Linked DNA regions of Homo sapiens: region 1 is linked to region 2. Evidence: read pairs that join two places in POLR2A ChIA-PET (ENCODE). Cell type or tissue: A673. All regions are shown on one strand. Each heading gives the region's core, and the rest is flanking DNA. Links, peaks and the distances in the headings are about the cores only. Region 1 has its middle 170 kb from the start of TTC39B. Region 2 has its middle 67 kb from the start of FREM1.

The links. ChIA-PET counts read pairs that join two places held together with the same protein. Peaks named below come from ENCODE experiments on the same cell type or tissue, not always from the same donor. Only the 100,000 strongest peaks of a DNase experiment are listed, where the experiment ranks them.
Region 1: POLR2A ChIA-PET joins it to region 2 with 10 read pairs; 1 of 35 experiments calls an interaction of 5 or more read pairs at or near these places.

Annotation. Positions count from the first base shown.
Region 1 is chr9:15,133,218-15,138,591 of GRCh38, reverse strand. No RefSeq gene overlaps it. Among named protein-coding and RNA genes, the nearest start is that of TTC39B, 170 kb to the left of the region's middle. RefSeq lists an enhancer at 1-323. In A673, for the core only: a CTCF peak has its summit at 3,223 (motif pointing right); a DNase peak (open chromatin) is centred at 3,261; H3K27ac peaks cover 830 bases.
Region 2 is chr9:14,974,646-14,980,019 of GRCh38, reverse strand. No RefSeq gene overlaps it. Among named protein-coding and RNA genes, the nearest start is that of FREM1, 67 kb to the right of the region's middle. In A673, for the core only: no CTCF peak of the experiment used is centred there; a DNase peak (open chromatin) is centred at 2,239; H3K27ac peaks cover 1,198 bases.

The DNA of each region.
Region 1 (5,374 bases), core at 232-5,231, 160 kb before region 2:
ACATTTAGTTTATAATTTAAATGGTAATAGCCCTTCCGCAAAACTCAACTGCCTTTGTAAAGCTAATGAGAGACCAGCAGGCTAGGAGGATAGAGGAGCCTGAATTCTGCTAAGGGGTAGACATAAACAATTACCAGCTATTATTCTGCAGGTCACAAGATATGCAACTTCCCCAATTACTCCTGCAGATAACATCACTATTGTAGAACCTCAGATTGGCCTTTGGAGATATCTTTTCAGGATTTTTGCATGTCTGAAACTGATGGCTCAACCTGGACTTGCCAGTCTCTCCTGTGGCCCCACCCAGAAGCAACTCAGCATGCAGGGGGACAACTTCCCATACCCCTAGGACTGCACCCCCAAACAATCAACAGCAGATATCTATTGCCTAGCACCCCACCTCTTCCCCCAAACTACCTTTGAAAATGCTGCTAGCCCCCAAATGCTCAGGGAGATTGATTTGAATGACGCCATCTCCCACTCCCAGGTGTGGCTGGCCCTGTATCAGTCAAACTCTTTCTTTACTGCGGTGCCATAGTCTCTGTGAATTGATTTCGTTTGTGCAGTGATCAGGAAGAACCTGATGGGTGTTTATACCATCTTGAATTACCGGGCACAAGCAATCCTCCAGCCTCAGCCTCCTGAGTAGCTTGGACTGCAGGTATATGCCACCATGCCTAGCTAATTTTTAAATTTTTTGTACAGACAGGATCTTGCTGTCTTGCCCAGGCTGGTCTCAAACTCAAGTGATCAGTCCTCTTGCCTCGGCCTCCCAAAGTGCTGGAATGATAGGCATGAACCACTGAGCTCAGATGTATTTCTTTCTTTTTTATAGAGACGGCATCTTGCTATGTCACCCAGGTTGGTTTCAAACTCCTGAGCTCAAGCTCTCCTCCACCTTGGCCTCCCAAAGTGCTGGGATTGTGGGCATGAGCCACCACACCCAGCCCATATTTCTTAAAGTGTGGTTTGAAATTTAAAAAAAAAACAAAAAAAGGAAAAAAAACAGTCTTCATGTTCAATACCAGGTTTAGTAAATTATATGTTCATAATAGATATTATGCAATTATTATAAATAATATAGAATATTTAACAGCAGAAAAATGGCGATGATATTTTAAGTGGTAAAAGTGACTCCAAATCAGACTTTATGGGATGATTCACTTTTTGTAAAGATAGATAAATGTGTGTTTATGTATCTGCAATGCCTATAAGGGGGACTTGTTAGAATCAATTAAACACTGAGACTCAAGACTATCAGAGGATGCATTTGGCCCAGGCTGCCGTGGAAGGTGTCAGACAGGAACCACAGTGCATCTACAGGGCAGCATCAGGCATTCCTTTTCAGTGTGAGTTCTTGTGCCAGTACAGATGTGGTACAAGGAGAGGCAAAACACATTAGGCAGGCACATGGCTTGGAGGCCTCAAACTTCACAGTGGCTAAACACTTTTTTTAACAACTTAATAGTGTAACTGCTCAGTGGGTTCACCTTGCCAGCTGCCTAGACAGGGCCGATTTATCAAGACAGGGGAATTGCAATAGAGAAAGAGTAACTCACACAGAGACGGTGGTGCGGGAGACTGGACTTTTATTATTACTCAAATCAGTCTCCCCAGGCATTTGGGGATCAGAGTTTGTAAGGACAACTTGGTGGTTGGGGGGCAAGCCAGTGAGCCGGGAGTGCTGATTGGTCAGGTCAGAGGTGAAATCATAGGGAGTCGAGCTGTCTTCTTGTGCTGAGTCAGTTCCTGGGTGGGAGGCACAAGATCAGATGAGCCAGTTTATTGGTCCAGGTGGTGTCACCTGATCCTTCAAGTGCTGGGTCTGCAAAACATCTCAAGCACTGCTCTTAGGAGCAGCTTAGGTAGTGTCAGAATCTTGTAGCCTCCAGCTGCATGACTCCTAAACCGAAATTTCTAATCTTGTGGCTAATTTCTTAGTCCTGCGAAGGCGGTCTAGTCCCCAGGCAAGAAGGAGATTTTCCCTGGGAAAAGCCTGTTATCATCTTTGTTTTAAACTATAAACTATAAACAGGTTCCTCTCAAAGTTAATTCAGCCTATGCCCAGGAATGAACAAGGACAGCTTGGTGGTTAGAAGCAAAATGGAGTTGGTTAGTCCAGATGCAATTTACCAACCAAGGGTCATCTTTATCATTAATCAATGCTGCTTAGTATCACAGTTGATGTTCTACTTGTTAAGCAGTGAAGTACTGAGGTACTTTGTAGGCTTTGGTGTCCTGGGGGGCAGGGTTGGGGCTCCAATACTGACAGATCTTGGGGTAGCCATGGCTGCTGTAGCTCTGAGTGCTGGGAGGAGGGTGGTTGCCCAGGGTGCAGGTTACCTGTAAAGTTCTCATCTCAATCTTTACTCTGAAGTTTCCTTTGAGGCAATTTCCAAAGAGTCAAGAGGTGTGCAGTCCGGGCGCGGTGGCTCATGCCTGTAATCCCAGCACTTCGGGAGGCCGAGGCAGGCGAATCACGAGGTCGGGAGTTCAAGACCAGCCTGGCCAACACGGTGAAACCCCGTCTCTACTAAAAATACAAAAATTAGCTGGGCGTGGTGGCGGGCTCCTGTAATCCCAGCTATTCGGGTGGCTGAGGCAGGAGAATGGCTTGAACCCGGGAGGCGGAGGCGGAGGTTGCAGTGAGCCGAGATCCTGCCGCTGCACTGCAGACTCCAGCCTGGGCGACAGTGCGAGACCCTGTCAAAAAAAAAAAAAAAAAAAAAAAAAAGGTGTGCAATCCATGCAGTAATTTCTAACTGAGCTGTTTCCCTATTCCGTTGGTTCTGAATTAAGGGTCGTTTACCGAGGCCTTAATAGAAGTCCTAATTCATCAATCGAAGGCCCTCAGTATCTAATCGCATTTCCCGTAAGTTCCATTGCAGACGATCTTCTACAGCCAGTGACATCTGCTTTCTGGACCCTGTCATTATGGTGGCTTTTCTCTCTGCGGTGTCTGAGCCCCAAATGCTTCCACTTTGTATAAAACCCTCACTCCTTTGCCAAACCCTAAGACTCCTTAAGGCACAGTTAAGTACCTGCTCTACACAAAGCCTTCCAGACTCACCCCTCCCGTACCCGTAGCTGTGCCCTGCCAGGTCGGTTCATACCCCCTTTCTGAATTCTTTGGCGTGGAAACTCCTCGTGCTCCCAGGATTACCAACTGCTTTTTCCTTACTCCCCTAGCATTCTTTCCCCGTGAAGCCAGCTGTAGTACTGCATGTTCTTCAGTAGGTGGCAACCTTCACAAACAGAATTCAGGCGATTTTGTTGCTTAGCTTGTCAACAGGATAGAGCCCCTAACGAGAGGCGCTGATACCCAGAGCAGCTACCGCTGCTGAGCTTATTCACTAATTAGAAACATTTGCTTTCTTGGAGGCACAGAAACGTTCCTACTATTATTCTGTTTTGTGAGGGAAAGCAGTCTGAGCTGTTATTTAAGTGACTCCGTTTCCCAGCCACCTTGTGTGTAGAAGATCAGAAGATATCAAAGCAATGCTCCTCTTTGTATTTTTCCCCTCAAAGAATTGGGAGAAATCAAGATTTAAAAAAAATTTGAGTATGTGGTTTTTTCTTTTTACAAGATGATAATAATGTAAACTTTTTGTATGGAGTTTGTTATTGTTGTTGTTGTTTTGAGACAGGGTCTCACTCTGTTGCCCAGGCTAGAGTGTAGTGGCGTGATCTCAGCTCACTGCAACCTCTGCCTCCCAGGCTCAGCGATCCTCCCACTTCAGCCTCCCGAGTACCGGGGATTACAGGCGTGCACCACCACATTCGGCTAATTTTTGTATTTTTAGTAGAGACGGGGTTTCACTATTTTGCCCAGGCTGGTCTCGAACTCCTGGCCTCAAGTGATCCGCCTACCTTGGTCTCCCAAAGTGCCGGGATTACAGGCTTGAGCCATCATGCCCAGCCTTGTATGGGGTTTTTATCATTAACAATAGTGAGAAGGAGAGAATTTAAAAAACAAAAAAACCCAAAAAACAAAAAACCCAAGGCTAGACTGCTAATTGAAAACAAAGGTATATGAACAATTAGGTATATTATTCAGAATTCTGTCCTTTAAAAAAAATATTTGAGAATTGGCTGTGTTCTGACATGGAGAAGTTGGCACATAACATGGATACATTTGGCATACAGACATTTCTGGAATACATTTTCTGGAGTGATGACACAGGCATTATTGTACTTGAGATTACTCTTTCTCCGAGTTCACATCTTTTTTTTTTTTTAAGTCGGAGTTTCACTCTTGTTGCACAGGATGGAGTGCAATGGCGCGATATTGGCTCACCGCAACCTCTGCCTCCCAGGTTCAAATGATTCTCCTGCCTCAGCCTCCTGAGTAGCTAGGATTACAGGCATCTGCCACCACACCCAGCTAATTTTGTATTTTTAGTAGACATGGGGTTTCTCCATATTGGCCGTGCTGGTCTAGAATTCCCAGCCTCAGGTGATCTGCCCGCCTCGGCCTCCCAAAGTGCTGGGATTACAGGCATGAGCCACTGCGCCCGGTCCCGAGTTCACATCTTAATTATTTGTTGCCACTTCCTAAGGCATCTTGCTTGGAAAATTAGTGCACTCCTTTTCTTGTGTCCTTCCAGAACTTTGGGTCACCAGTGTGCATTTTACTTGTGGGAAATTTTCCTTGGATCATGCAACCCTTAATAAATATTACTTTTCCCTCAAATCATCTTCAAGTGTAATATAAAAAAAAGAGACTGAATTTTAGCAAGCAAATAGAAATATCTACTTCTAAATAGACACTGTGCTCTTCAAAGAAATCTCTGTGGGGTACCAGGCATTTCTTTTAATAATGATTTGGTGACTCAAAACATTTCCAAACTCCTCTTTTGGTCTTATTTCAGTGCTTGTTGCAATGGGACAAGGTCCGTTCTGGGGCCATTCCATGAATCCTCAGTTCTGTGTATGCTTTTGCATTCTCGTGCTCTTCAGGTGGCATTTATCATGTGAGCTTTGTATCATCCCAGGAGTAACAAATGCCTAATATCCTCTTGTTTACCCTCTCTCAGGATGGTTTTCTAGTATTCTCTCATTTGTACCTTCTATATAGAAGAATGTATTCCCTAAAGCGTTGGTATCTTACCTGAAAATGAATAATTCCTGTTGGACTCACCTACCTCCAAGGCCAGACATCTTCAGGATTAGAAACATAGTTTCTAATTTACACAACAAAATAATGTTTTTCATCACTGTAATCTCTCCCTATTCTTAATTTTGCCATCCTTTCAATGGAAATGTCATATTTTATTAGAGTGTTTATTAGAGAGTATTTTGACTCAAATCTCATTTATTGTACAATTTTTAGGTTAATTCTAATTTTTTCACAATATCCCTGGTTCTGAGACTA
Region 2 (5,374 bases), core at 224-5,223:
TTTTTTTTTTTTTTTTTTTGAGACAGAGTCTTGCTCTGTCACCCAGGGTGGAGTGCAGTGATGCGATCTTGGCTCAGTGCAACCTCTGCCTGCCAGGTTTGAGTGATTCTCCTGCCTCAGCCTCCTGAGTAACTGGGACTACAGGCACCCGCCATCACACCGAGCTAATTTTTGTATTTTTTGTAGAGATGGAGTTTCACTATGTTTGCCAGGCTGGTCTCAAACTCCTGACATCAGGTGATCCATCCGCCTTGGCCTCCCAAAGTGCTGGGATTACGGGTGTGAGGGAATCACATTTTATACTCCCTTCAAAATACAAGTGTGTGAAAGAACTGGTGTTTTAATCCAAGAGTGTAAGAATGATTTCAAACAAATGGCACCCTTTACAAATCAACAAGAAACTACATAAATTTAAAAATTTCTTTTTTGGACACTTCCCATTTACTCTCTTTGTTTTCACAAAATGGTTAGCCATGGCCGGGCATGGTGGCTCACATCTGTAATCCCAGCACTTTGGGGGACCGAGGTGGGTGGATCACCTGAGGTCAGGAGTTCAAGACCAGCCTGGCCAACGTAGTGAAACCCCATCTCTACTAAAAATACAACATTAGCTGGGTGTGGTGGTGCGCGCCTGTAATCCCAGCTACTCCGGAGGCTGAGGCAGGAGAATTGCCTAGAACCCGGGAGGCGGAGGTTGCAGTGAGCCGAGATTGCACCACTGTACCCCAGCCTGGGTGACAGAGAGAGACTCTGTCTCAAAAAAAAAGAAAAAAGAAAACGGTTAGCCTCTTGTATGTGTATTTCATTCATGTTTATAAATTTACAACTTGGGCATAATACAAGTATTTGTTTTGTCTTTTCCCCATTTGCTTATATTACAAATGACACAGTCTTCCTCCATTGTCCTTTGTGGGCGTAGTTGGATGTCCCCGCTCTGGTATGAGCAGGCCAGGGTTCAAATGCTGCCTTTGTTGCATACCAACTGCAGCTCTGGCATGTAAGATGGTAAAAAACAAATAAAACCACCACCTGTACAGGACCGTTGTGAGGATTAATGAGATAGTGTCAGTTTAAGTGCTCCCTAACTGGTAGTTGTTGTTTCTGAGTTTATCAGGAAATCCCTTATCACGAACAATTTGTCTCCTTAATCTTTTTTCTTCCTTTCCTGCTTCAATATGTCATATGCCTCTGGCCAACCCATACTCCTGGCGGGCTACACGGTTGGATCTTGGCCCCTTCTCTAAGGCTTTTCTTGCACTTTCCCCCTGCCTATTTATGGGTGTTATAAAAGTTATTGCGGTTTTTGCCATTAAAAAAAAAATTGCACAACCGCAATTACTTTTGTACCAACCTAATATATGCTCCAGGCCGAGCTGAGAGGCGTTGGGGTGCACACAGGGAGAGGAGGACAGGCTGGCCTGAGAGTTAAGGGCGCCGGCCTCGCAGGGTCAACACGGCCAGCGGTCACGCAGGGAGGCGGAGTGGGGGCAGGCGACACAGGGCAGGAAGAGGGGAGGGCAAACCGGGTGCACATGGGGACTGTGGCGACGGCATGGAAGAGACAGCCGGTTAGAGTCTAGGCCCTCTTAGGCGATGAAGGGCAGGTGAAGAAATCCCGTTCTGTCTTCCTGCAGTCCTCCCTTGGGGAGCCCCCATCCTATCCTGCTCTGGACCGGGGCAGCTCCTGGAGGGCCCGCGATCGAGATGAGGCCTCCGAGCCGCCCAGAAGGGACTCCGAAGTGCGCGTAGCGAACCCCGCGGTTCCCACGCACCCCCTAGGGTGGGTGGGCGAGCTGGGCGCCTCCGCGCTGTAGCTGTTGGAAACGCGGTTGGCGGCAGGGCACAGCTTGCGGGGGATCCACGTCCAGGTCCCAGCGGAGGGGCCAAGCCGCGGGTTTCTAAGGGCCTGGCTGCGTTTCTGCGGTCACAATCAGGGGTCTTTGCTTTCACCCATCCCCTCCTGGAGAAATAACACAGCTTCTAATGCCTTGTCTTCAGTTGGGAACCTTTCTTGGGAAAGCTCCGCCTGCCGTTGCCCTTGTACCTACCTTCTCCTCTCTCCCTTTTCCTGAAGTGACTGCCCGTCTCTTGCATCGTGTTGTGAATGCTTTGAGATCTTGGCGCTGCAGCGGCATCGGAGATTGGATCCAGCCCATGGAGTGGTCCCCAGAGTCCATTTGTCTGTCCCCAGGGCAGGGACCTCGGAAGAGCAAGGGGGAGGAGCTGACCTAGCCGGCTGATCTTTGTGGCTTAGACAAAATTTAGAGCTTACTTGTCCTTCCAACCATGCTCTCAGATCAGGTAGACAAGATTAGCCTTACACTTAGGAGCGTTCTGGTGGAAGACTAGTGACTTTTTTTCTTCCTTCCTTCCCTTCCTTCCTTCCTTCCTTCCTTCCTTCCTTCCTTCCTTCCTTCCTTCCTTCCTTCCCTCCCTCCCTCCCTCCCTTTCTTCCTTCCCTTTCTTTCTCTCTCTCTCTCTCTCTTTTTTTTTTTTTTAGACAGGGTCTCACTCTTGCTCAGGCTGGAGTGCAGTGGCATGATCATAACTCACTGCAGCCTTGACCGAGTGGACTCAGGTGATCCTCTCACCTCAGCCTCCCAAGTAGCTGGGACTACAGGCCCACACAACCATGCCTGGCTAATTAATTTTATTTTATTTTTTTGTAGAGGCAGTGTCTCACTATGTTGCCCAGGCTGGTCTTGAACATCTGATATCAAGCTAGCCTCTCTCTTTGGCCTCCCAAGATGCTAGGATTACAGGTGTGAGCCACTGTGCCCAGCCATGACGTTTTTTCTTCTTTTTTAGCCTGAAGCTCTATCCCATGTCAGTAAAACCTGCAGCTAGTCTTTCCTGTCTTGCGGAGCAAATCTGCAGCAGTGCCGTCTTAGCTCTATTGTGAGGATCTGTTATACCAGCACCTGTTAACTTGCTTGGCATTTGGAGAAGCTAGGTAAATGTTGTGTGAATGAGTAAATGAACGAACCCAACCAAGTATGTCCCATGAGCCAAGTACAAGGGGAAGAGTGGACTTTTTTCCTGCTCACACTCTCCTTCATTGTTAGGAAAGGCACATTTTTCTACCCAAGGCGTAAACTCCAAGAGTGGATACAATGGACAGGTCAGTCACCTGTTAAGAGAAATGGAAGTTAAATAATTCATAACATTTTGATTTCAATCTGCTGTCCCACCGTTATCAGGTGTATGGCCATTTAAAGAAAATGAAGCTGGGGCCAGGCACGGTGGCTCATACCTGTGATCCCAGCACTGTGGGAGGTTGAGGCATGCAGATCACGTGAGGTCAGGAGTTCAAGACCAGCCTGGCCAATATGGTGAAACCCTGTCTCTACTAAAAATAAAAAAATTAGCTGGGCCTGGTGGTGCGCGCCTGTGGTCCCACCTACTCAGAGAGGCTGAGGTGGGACAATTGAGGTGGGACAATTGCTTGAACCTGAGGTGGAGATTGCAGTGAGCTGAGACTGCACCACAGCATTCCACCCTGGGCAACACAATGAGACTCCATCCCCACTCGCCCCCCACTCCCAAGAACAAAAGAAAAAAAAAGAAAATGTAGGTGGATTCTTTAATTGGGGGACAAAGGTTTAGATAATCTGCAGGATGGACTTTGAGATGTCTTATGTTTGGGGGATTTTCTTTCAAAAATTTAGTCTCCTAATTATGTGCTCAGGCTAATGTGTTTTTTTTTTTTTTTTTTTTTTGAGACAGAGTCTCGCTCTGTCGCCCAGGCTGGAGTACAGTGGCGCTATGTCGGCTCACTGCAAGCTCTGCCTCCCGGGTTCATGCCATTCTCCTGCCTCAGCCTCCCGAGTGGCTGGGACTACAGGCGCCCGCCACCACGCCCGGCTATTTTTTGTATTTTCAGTAGAGACAGGGTTTCACCGTGTTAGCCAGAATGGTCTTGATCTCCTGACCTCGTGATCCACCCGCCTCGGCCTCCCAAAGTTCTGGGATTACAGGCGTGAGCCACCGTGCCTGGCCTTGCTCAGGCTAATTTTTAACGTGAGTATTTATTGAGTAATTTTTAGGAGATGTTGAGACTAAGTTGAAAGAAAACGTAGCCCCTATGCACCATGAACCTAGAGTTTAGAGTTAAGTTGGAATAGTCAACTACGAAGGCTGCTGGGACAGTAGCAATGTTGAAATTCATAAGAGATCATTGTGAACTGGATGTTGACCCAGGATGCCTTGGAAGGTCATGGGTTAGGCCTTGAAAGAATGTACAAGGAGAAATGAATCAGGTGTTATTTTATTTTTAAAATTGTATTTACTTTTGAGACAGGGTCTCACTCTATTGCCTAGGCTGCAGTACAGTGGCCTGATCACAACACACTGCAGCCTTGATCTCCTGGGCTTAAGTGATCCTCCCGCCTCAGCCTCCTATGTAGTTGGGACTACAGGTACACACTAGTATGACCAGCTAATTTTTAATGTTTTCATATTTAATTAAAAAAAATTTTTTAAAGAGCATTGAAAATGATTTATTTCCAAGAGTCATGATTGTAGACAATGTGTGGTCAGTGAGTGGTTGCAAAGCAAATCATTTTTCTCCATCTGATTTGGAAGGCAGAAACACGGACAGGAAAGTGAGTTATTTGGCTTCCTCATCCCTGCGAGCATGTCAGTGCTTCTGTCTCCTCCTTCTTGGCCAGTGACTTGGTCTCTGGGCAGATTCTGTTCTTAAAAGGGTGCTGGTCAACCAGAGATGGCATATATGCAAAAGTGGCTTTTGAAAAAGCTCAGTGTCAGGCTGGGTGTGGTGGCTCACGCCTGTAATCCCTGCACTTTGGAAGGTCGAGGCAGGTGAATCACTTGAGGTAAGGAGTTCGAGACCAGCCTTCCCAACAAAATGAAACCCCATCTCTACTATAATTCTACAAAATTAGCTGGGGATGGTGGCACGTGCCTGTAATCCCAGCTATTCAGGAGGCTGAGGCAGGAGAATCGCTTGAATGCAGGAGGTAGAGGTTGCAGTGAGCCGAGGTGGAGCCACTGCATTACAGCCTGGGCTGTAATGTAATCCTTAGATATTATGAATAATATCACAGGGTGTAGTACACCCACTGTGATATGAGAAGTAATATCTTTCTTAGATATTATGAATAACATCATAGGGTGTACACACACTGTGACATTAGGAGTAATAGCTCCCTGAGATATTACAAATAATATCATAGGACGTATCCCCACTGTGAAATTAGAAGTAATATCTCCCTTAGATATTATGAATAATATCACAGGGTGTACACCCACTGTGATATTAGGAGTGATATCTCGCTTAAATATCACGTATATTATCACAGGGTGTGTAACTACTGTAATATTAGGAGTAATATCCTCCTTAGATAGTACAAAT